Regions from separate parts of the Homo sapiens genome. Here region 1 is linked to region 2. A link is an interaction called in ENCODE POLR2A ChIA-PET data of the cell type or tissue named here. Cell type or tissue: A673. All regions are shown on one strand. Links, peaks and the distances in the headings refer to the core of each region. The heading gives the core; the rest is flanking DNA. Region 1 overlaps DCLK1 (doublecortin like kinase 1). Region 2 overlaps LOC107984604 (a long non-coding RNA gene).

The links. ChIA-PET counts read pairs that join two places held together with the same protein. Peaks named below come from ENCODE experiments on the same cell type or tissue, not always from the same donor. Only the 100,000 strongest peaks of a DNase experiment are listed, where the experiment ranks them.
Region 1: POLR2A ChIA-PET joins it to region 2 with 5 read pairs; 2 of 35 experiments call an interaction of 5 or more read pairs at or near these places.

Annotation. Positions count from the first base shown.
Region 1 is chr13:36,028,612-36,033,007 of GRCh38, forward strand. All of the region lies in intron 3 of DCLK1 (doublecortin like kinase 1), which reads right to left. Among named protein-coding and RNA genes, the nearest start is that of DCLK1, 100 kb to the right of the region's middle. In A673, for the core only: no CTCF peak of the experiment used is centred there; DNase peaks (open chromatin) are centred at 2,530 and 3,110; H3K27ac peaks cover 469 bases.
Region 2 is chr13:36,155,747-36,160,142 of GRCh38, forward strand. LOC107984604 (a long non-coding RNA gene) reads right to left here. Exons shown (of 3, transcript XR_001749822.1): 3 at 1,167-1,333. Among named protein-coding and RNA genes, the nearest start is that of DCLK1, 27 kb to the left of the region's middle. In A673, for the core only: no CTCF peak of the experiment used is centred there; a DNase peak (open chromatin) is centred at 1,875; H3K27ac peaks cover 1,514 bases.

The DNA of each region.
Region 1 (4,396 bases), core at 267-4,266, 130 kb before region 2:
CTTGAATAGGGGCTGGGTAAAATAAGACTGAGGTCTACTGGGCTGCATTCCCAGTCACAGAATGAGACAGGAGATTAGCCCAAGATACAGGTCACAAAGACCTTACTGATAAAACAGACTGTGATGAAGAAACCTGCCAAAACCCACCAAAACCAAGATGGCAATGGAAGTGACCTCTGGTTGTCCTCACTGCTCATTATATGCTAATTATAATGCATTAGCATGTTAAGAGAAAATTCCATCAGTGCCATGACATTTTATAGATGACATGGCATCAGGAAGTTAGCCTGTATGATCTAAAAAGGAGAGAAACCCTCAGTTCCGGGAATTGCCCACCCCTTTCCCAGAAAATTCATGAATAATCCACACCTTGTTTAGCATGTAATCCAGAAATAACCATAAAAATAGCTGACCAGCAGCCCTTGGGGCTGCTCTGCCTATGCAGTAGCCATGCTTTTGTTTCTTTATTTCTCTAATAAACTTGCTTTCTCTTTATGGATTCACCTCGAATTCATTCTTGTGCGAGATTCAAGAACCCTCTCTTGAGGTCTGGATCGGGACTCTTTCCGGTAACAGTGACACCTACTCTTTCTTCAGTCCTCAGCTCAGGAATCACTTCCCTGACCTCCCTGGTCAGATTCAACTCTATTGCACACTCTCACGGCACCATATACATTTGCTTTGTAACATGAGTCATAGTGACATGACATGACACATGTGTTTGTGTGGTTATCCATTGGAAGTCTGTTTTTCTATCAGCGTCACAGCAGGAGAGACTGGGTCTGTCTTATTTTCCTTATTGCATTCCCCAGTGTCTTGCAGTGAACCAGACAATATTTGCTGAATGAATACACGTATCTCATAACGTTCCATTACCTTATAATTTGTATTAGCATGGTGCCAAGGTAAATTCAATGCACTTTTAATGTTAAATACTAGACTCTACTAAACAAAGCAATTGTGTATTACTTTTGAGATACAAGCAGAATCCCAGTGCTCTCAAAGAACCTGATTTTGAGACACAATCATAGCAAAGGAAAGGCTCAAGAGAGTCCGATGGACTATTAGGAGGCCCAGTTCTATTTGGGGTATTTTGGTTAAAGTTTATCTCCATTATGTATTAGAAACCAATGGAAAAACAAGATCTGTTCCACAGAATTTTCATTACAAATAACATTTTAAAATGTTCATGTGATATTTAGTGATACCTACATTCCATTTCTTATTGGATTTGAAGGTCTCTTCCATGCCAGATATTGTCATATGCTTATACAAATTGTTAAATTTCATGTAACCCCCACAATAACCCTGGGAAGCAAAAACAATTAACCTAATTTTACACACACGGTTCAGAAAGGTTAAGTAACTTGTCCAAGATAACACAGTGAGCACAGCATGGACCTAAGCCACTGACCCAGATCTACAAACGCAGAGGCCAGGAACTCATTAATGAGTTTTAGTTGCTTGAAAATAGAGCACGTCCAAGGGAGGCTTTACCCATTCAAAATCTTGCAAACGTTGAATGAAGCAGTGTTAAACAATCACCAGATTGTTTCATTATTGAGTATCTAATTCAGACCAAAAGAATGCACCTGTCTGAACCCCACTGTCACTCTGTAAGAGCTCATATTCAAACATTCAAGAGTGATTAGCTAACCAATGGTCTTTTGCTTTGTTTCTGTTTCCTCATTTCTTTTTTTTTGAGACGGAGTTTTGCTCTTGTTGCCCAGGCTGGAGTGCAGTGGCACGATCTTGGCTCACTGCAGCCTCTGCCTCCTGGGTTCAAGCAATTCTCCTGCCCCAGCCTCCCAAGTAGCTGGGATTGTAGGTGCCCGCCACCACACCTGGCTAATTTTTTTTTTTTTTTTTTTTTTTAGTAGAGATGGAATTTCATCACGTTGGCCAGGCTGGTCTCAAACTCCTGACCTCAGGTGATCTACCCACCTCAGCCTACCAAAGTGCTGGGATTACAGGCGTGAGCCACCATGCCTGACCCATTTCTTTTTAACACACTGAGTCTGGATAGTACTTGACCATTAGGGAACAGTATCTTCATTATTCAAATTTGGGGACAGTACATTACTAAAAATAAATATTATACTCAAAGCAAACTTTTTCAACAGAGAAAAGTTATCGATATAGGGCACAGAACAAATAGAATAAACGTTTCTCAGGTTTTTTGCCTGCAGCAGAGAGGCAGGTCCCAGGGAATCTCCCCAACTGATCAGCTCCCATCCCATTCACTCATTGCTGTGCTCTCACCAAGCCACACTTCCCACAATGCCGGCCCAGCACCTTGTTATTTCAGACCTCTGCGTCTTGGGAGGCATTGTTCCCTTAGCAACTCGAAGAAAGAACATTGCCCTGTGTTCTGCAGGTATAACTGATAAGCCACAGGACTTATTTCTAAACCATGTATAAGATGACACAAAACAGTCCTCACTCCTACGCTTTTCCCAGCACCACAGTGATTGCTCAGACTCCGTCTCTGGAGTTTCAGCCCTTCACAGCCTGGGCCCATTTCCTCAAAAACCCGAAATAGTGGTGAGTCATCATCCTTTGAATCTGGATTTGACTTTGGAAAATAGCCAAAATCAAATTAGCAAATAATGTGTGTGATCAAACTGGATAATTCCATTTAGGCTAAAAAGTTTTAAGCACAAAAGAGTGATTTTTCTTGTGAGGCTCATGGACTGGGTCCAATATCAACCACACACACACAAAAAAAGACGAGCTTCAAAAGTATTTTGCTTTTCTATAACACGGCTCCAAGTAGCTTGAACTCTGCAGTGGTAATGGTGTCAAAGGATTGGGGTTTATTTAGATATATATGTACACAAATTATATGTACGTACATATATATGTGTGTATGTGTTCGTACATATGTCATCAAATGCGATTTTAAAAGATCAGTCCTGTGATTTTATTGCCAGCAGGCCTTAAATTATTTCCTGGTAATACGTTTGACAATATAAAAAGGTTCCTTATTCTTATTAGATAATTAAGTACCATTTGTTAAGTTGTAAAGATGAATTTTGACATCCTCAGTATTATTTACAGTGACGTATTTGATGACTTCCTGGGAGGCTGCTGGTAAGTGGTTAGTGTAAAATGGAATAGCATGGTCTTCTGATCCCCTATGCGATTTGTTGTGGTTGTTGTTGAAACGCGTGGCTGTCATGTCAGCGCAGGAGGAACTGCTTTGCACGTGGCTTCTACACAGCTGGCTGCTGTTTGCATCTGACTGAACCTCCCACCCAGATCCCTGCTAGGCCCCACCTGATAGACGTGAGGTCTCAGCAGTGGAGGTCAGACTGGATGTGCAGCTCAACACTTTAGGTGGAAGGAGAAGAGAAAAAAGGGAAGGGGACAGGTCTGTGGGGCAGGCCCCTTTTAAACCATTCATTAATCTTTCTTTCACTCCCCTGGGTGGCTTAGAACCCCACAGTGGGTTGTCAACTGTAAATTAGGTATTATGTTTCTACAAATCAGTTTTTCTTTTTCTTTTTTCTTTTTCTTTTCTTTTTTTTTCTTTTTTCTTTTTTTTTGAGACGGATTCTTGCTCTGTCGCCTAGGCAGGAGTGCAATGGCATGATCTTGGCTCATTGCAACCTCTGCCTCCCGGGTTCAAGCAATTCTCCTGCCTCAGCCTCCCGAGTGGCTGGGACTACAGGCACCTGCCACCAGGCCCGGCTAATTTTTTGTATTTTTAGTAGAGACGGGGTTTCACCATGTTGGCCAGGCTGGTCTCGAACTCCTGACCTCAGGTGGATTCACCCACCTTGGCCTCCCAAAGTGTTGGGATTATAGGCGTGAGCCACTGCGCCCAGCCCAGTTTTTCTTTTACATCCAAGTAGCTATTGCTTTTGTAATCATAGTGAAATAAATTTGAGATTCATGCCATGCCATTCGGTTTGGCTCTTAGAACTGCTTTCTAACAACCCCCACCCCACCACCCGCCATCAGTTGTGCAGTTTTAAAGGATATAGGTCAAATGGACTCTGATTTGGCCTTTTTATGTTCCAATAGGGGACAGTCCATTTTTGCAATGATCCCTTGAGCCACATCAGGAAAGGAAAGTAGTGCTGGGGCTCTACTTAACTCAGCTCCTGCCCCGGGAGCGGCCGTCGATGCCCTGGCAGGACACTCTCTCTGCAAAGGTTCTTTTGGTGTCTTCTGCATTTTGCTCCTGCTCCACTTTCCTACTTCCTTTTATCGCAAATGCAGAGTGTAAACTTGGGTGTCTAAAAGTTCCTTGCATGGGAAAGAATCATTTTTAACATCGCTAAGAATAATTCCTTATAATACAAACAAACAAGCAAGCAAATATGAAACATCACCTTCTCTGTAAGGCAGTAGCTGGGACCTAGTAACAGGGGAACGTGGATGGGTGAGG
Region 2 (4,396 bases), core at 83-4,082:
GCGCTGAGGATAATACACAAAAAATTTGACCTTAACAAATTTCTGAGATAATAAACTCTCTATTTTAGGTCATTAAAAAAAATCTCGAAATTTTGCAGAGTTTGACATTGCCAATTTGCTCACAGTCATTGACTGCTGAAACAGATGCCAATGATCAAGTTGCCCATAAAAAAGAATAAAGCTTCTTTCATAATGAGGCCTATGATGAACTGATTAAATAAGTTAGCCAAGCAAATTCCTGGAAGAAAATACTTCATGCAGAGAGAATTGCGAGTGCAAAGCCCTGAGGTAGGGTTGTTCAAGTAAAACCCAGGTGACCATTGTCAATGAGCTGAGTGACAGAGGGGAAGAGCTGTTGGAGATGATGTTGTTGGACAGGTTGCAAGGACTGAGGTCCTAAAAGGTCTCATAGACTCATAGTAAAGACTGCTTTTCTGTGAATGAGATGAGAGGTCATTGGAGGTTTGCAAAGAAATGGCATAATCTGATTTAAACATTAAAAAGACCGTTCTGTCTACTACGTGAAACAGATTGAGCAAGGGAAGGTGAAAGCAGTAAGACTAGTTAGGAGGCCATTACCTGGGTGAGAGATATTGGTGGCCTGGACCAGGATGAGTACTGTCCTTCACTGGAGTGAAGTGGTCAGGTACTGATGACGTTTTGAAACTCAGAAAGTCAAGATTTGCTGATCAATCAAATGGAGAGTATGAGAGAGAGAGAGAGGAGACAATGACTCAAAGATTTCTGGCTTGGTGACGAATGGGTTTGCCATTTGCTAAAAGAAAGGGAGAGGAATGGTGGGAAAGGGAATCAACAGTTCAGTTTTTGTCTTGTGTGGTGACCCCATAGCCTTCTCTTTAACCCAGTGGCTTTCACCCAATATTGTAATTGGCCCCCAAGCTGCCTGACTGCTTTCTCCTTTGACTTGAAACAGATCCCACTCCGAAATCTCCCCTTTATAAACATTTTGGGTCTTCTTCATATTGTCTGTTATTCAGGAAAAAATTGCCAAACATGATTTTCAGAAGTTGATATCATAAAAACATTGTGATTATCCTTTTGTGTCTTGGACATCAGCCATTGAGAATCACTGCTCCCACCTGAGCATTTCATTTCTGTTTCTATGCAGGTTCTGATCCACTAAATAGAAAGGAAAAGACCTTTACACTCCCTTTAGCAAGAAATCTTCTGCTCCTGCAGGAAGGTCCACCTGAAAACAGAGGGCCCATAACACTCGTTGGGAAGCACCAACAGACATCCCAGACTCTCCTCATCCCATTTCCTAGTAGCTCCCTGGCACCACTGTTTGATGACAGCTTGTTGAAATGGATGCCTGTTGAAATGGTGAAGGTGAACAGTGTGAGATGTCAAAAGAAACATATGACTAACAATAAAGATAAGCTCACAAATTATGTATTTTTTTCCCAAGTGAATTGGAGCTAGCTAAAATGTACCCCTCTATTTTTGTCATTCTCCCTTGTGTTCAAGAGAGAGAACAGGGAGGAATTGCTGCTTGTGTGTTGGGAATTTCACAGAATCTTGGGCATCCCCACAAGAGTGATCGTTCATGTAAGTGGCATCCACTTTTGTGAATCAGCAAAAAAAAAAAAAAAAAAGAAAAAAGAAAAAGAAAAAGATTGAAGGCTGCTGGCTTAGCTACCTAAGGACAGCAGTGTGGAAGGACTCAGAGGAAATGGAGGACGTTGCTCCTGCTTTTGCAAAGCTTGCAATTTTATGATCTTATTAAAATAAAGCTTATTGTTTTAATTTTATCCAGATGTATAGACAGAGGCCAATTTATTGGGAGCATTTCCTCTATCTGTGGGGTGCTGAGTTTATAGACTTACATTAGTCTTTTCCAGTGATCACCCCCTCTTGTAACCTTCCTTCCTCCTGCCTCATCTCACACACAAGAGCAGTGGCTATCATCAAAGTTATTGATTTATGCCTCAAGCAGGCAGGAAGTCAAACAAAGCAGCCTGAGAAAGCAGCAGAGGCAGCTGCTTACCCAAGAGGATTTGTGGGGAGGAATCTCCTGGCATAAAACTTATTTGCTCCCACTGGCCTCAGATGAGAACAGTATCAACGACAATAATAATAGCAGCTAATGCATAATAAATGGTTACCATGTGCCAGGCCCATTCTCTCATTTCATTTTCCCACAGCCTTGCTAGGCAGCTTCTGTTAACTCCTCATTTTCACAGATTAGGAAACTGAGGCAAGAGGGGTCAGGGAGACTGCTCATGGTCACCTACTAGTAGGTGATGCAGCTCGCACTTCAACGGAGGTTTGTCTGACTCTAAAGCTCTTGCACTACTGGCTTCACACCCAGCCTGGCTTCAAACTCTCTTTTGAATCACTTTTTTTTTTTTTGGTCAGAACATACAGGCAAAGAAATTATCTTCAGAAGGTTGGTAGGAAAAATAAACACTCTGCACGGCTGGTGTAGGCACAGCAATATGCAGGTTTTTGGTTGCCTTGACAAGGCTATATTAAAGACAAAAGGCTGTTGGAGTGGGTTTAACAAAGAATTTGAGAGAGGAGTTGGAGACCAGTATGAACTATTTTGAAAACTTTTGCTCCAAAGGGGAACATTCTTTCAAAGGTGATAGAAGCGAAAAATAAAGTAAGCTAAAACAAGATTCCCAGATAAATGCATTGGCAATAGATCTTAACTGGTAAATAAATGAGACTATATTCAATACAACGCTAATCTTTTGATGTTGATATCGTATGAGGCAGCCAGACTTTTCCACTGGGGTAAGGGCACGTGGGATGGGGCCACTCCCCTAGATAAATTATAGAATTGAATAGAGCCGTGGTCCAGCATTATTTGCCATGCTCTTAGATTTAACATACACCAACTTTCAGTCCCATTTTTTGCCCAGAGTGCTGTGAAAACCAACAAGGAATCAAATATGTGGATCTGAGCAAAAATGTTAAAACTTTCGTTTCAAAAAGCTGGGAATTCTTAAGATCAAGACAAATGTGCAGTCATGGATGAAAAATCAACCACACATAATCTCAGCTTTCAACTGAGTCATGTAAAAATACTTGTCACGAAGAAAACACACCTTTGTGATGATGCAAGTGTTAAGAATAACAAGAAAGAATGTAAATAGTAAAGGAAAATCTTGCAGCAGGGTAGGGCATCCCTGTATTTCCAATTATTTATATCCAGGCAACCCATACTTTTCGCCCTGCCTACCAGTCTGCTTTTGATGAGTCGTTACCACCCTGTCATTCCCCCAAGGCCTGAAATTATTTCGGTTTTCTGGCCTTGAAAATGCTTTCTGTGTTTGATGAAGTATTACTTTGAAGACCCAAGGTTTCCAAATATTGAAGCTTCTGTTTATTCTCAGCCATATATTATTCTATTTTAATTTTGAAAATTACAGTTGTTTGCAAAGGCTATTTTTGTTGAGGAGGTGTTAATTATTTTCTGGGCCTAAATTGTGATAGCTGGCCTAGTTATTGCAGGTCCAACAGTGAACTCGGTTTATTATTGCTTTGATTTAGCTCCACTGAGGGACTGACCTAAAATGTCTTTTCTTTCTAAAGCCAGAGAATTTAATACTGTGATTGGATTGTTGTAATGGCTTCCTAACCAGTCTCCCTGCTTTCTTCTTCAACCTCACCTCCCAACCCACATTCTGTTCTCAAGGTAGCAGCTAAGTGAACTTTCAGTGCAAAGATCATACCATGTCATTCCTCTGTTAAAAACCTCCCAAGGGCTTCACTCCACAAAAATGAAAAAGTCCTTATGTTGTGCGATCTGGTCCCTGCTATGTGTAATAACTTGAACAAACCTCACAAACATCACACTGGGCAAAAGAAAATATGCACAGAGAAATACATACAGTAATTCCAGCTACTCGGGAGGCTGAGGCAGGAGAATCACTTAAACCTGGGAGGCAGAGGTTGCAGTGAGCTGAGATCGCACCACCGCACTCCAGGCTGGGTAACAACAGCAAAACTCCATCAAAAAAAAAAAAAAGAAAGAAAGAAAGAAAAGAAAGAAAGAGAGAGAAAGAAAGAAAGAAAAAAGGAAGGAAGGAAGAAAGAAAGAAAGAAAAAGAAAGAAAGAAAGAAAAGCAAGAAAGATTCCAAAGCAATTTTTCAAAATAGGTAAAATAATGTGTTGTTTTAAAAGGAATAATAGTAATGGTCTTTGGGAAAGAGGGAGCAGTGGTAGTCGGAAGAAAGAACTAGGTTTCTGGGGTGTGGACAGTGTTCCATCTCTTGACCTGGGTATTGGCACAGGGTGTGTTCACTTTGTGATAATCCATTGAGCTGCATACCTGCGATTTGTGCACCTTCCAGTAGGCTAATCGCAGTTAAGTGAAAACTCTCATGAGAGAGAATGGGAGGTGAGGAAGTGAAGAAAGTAGGCACA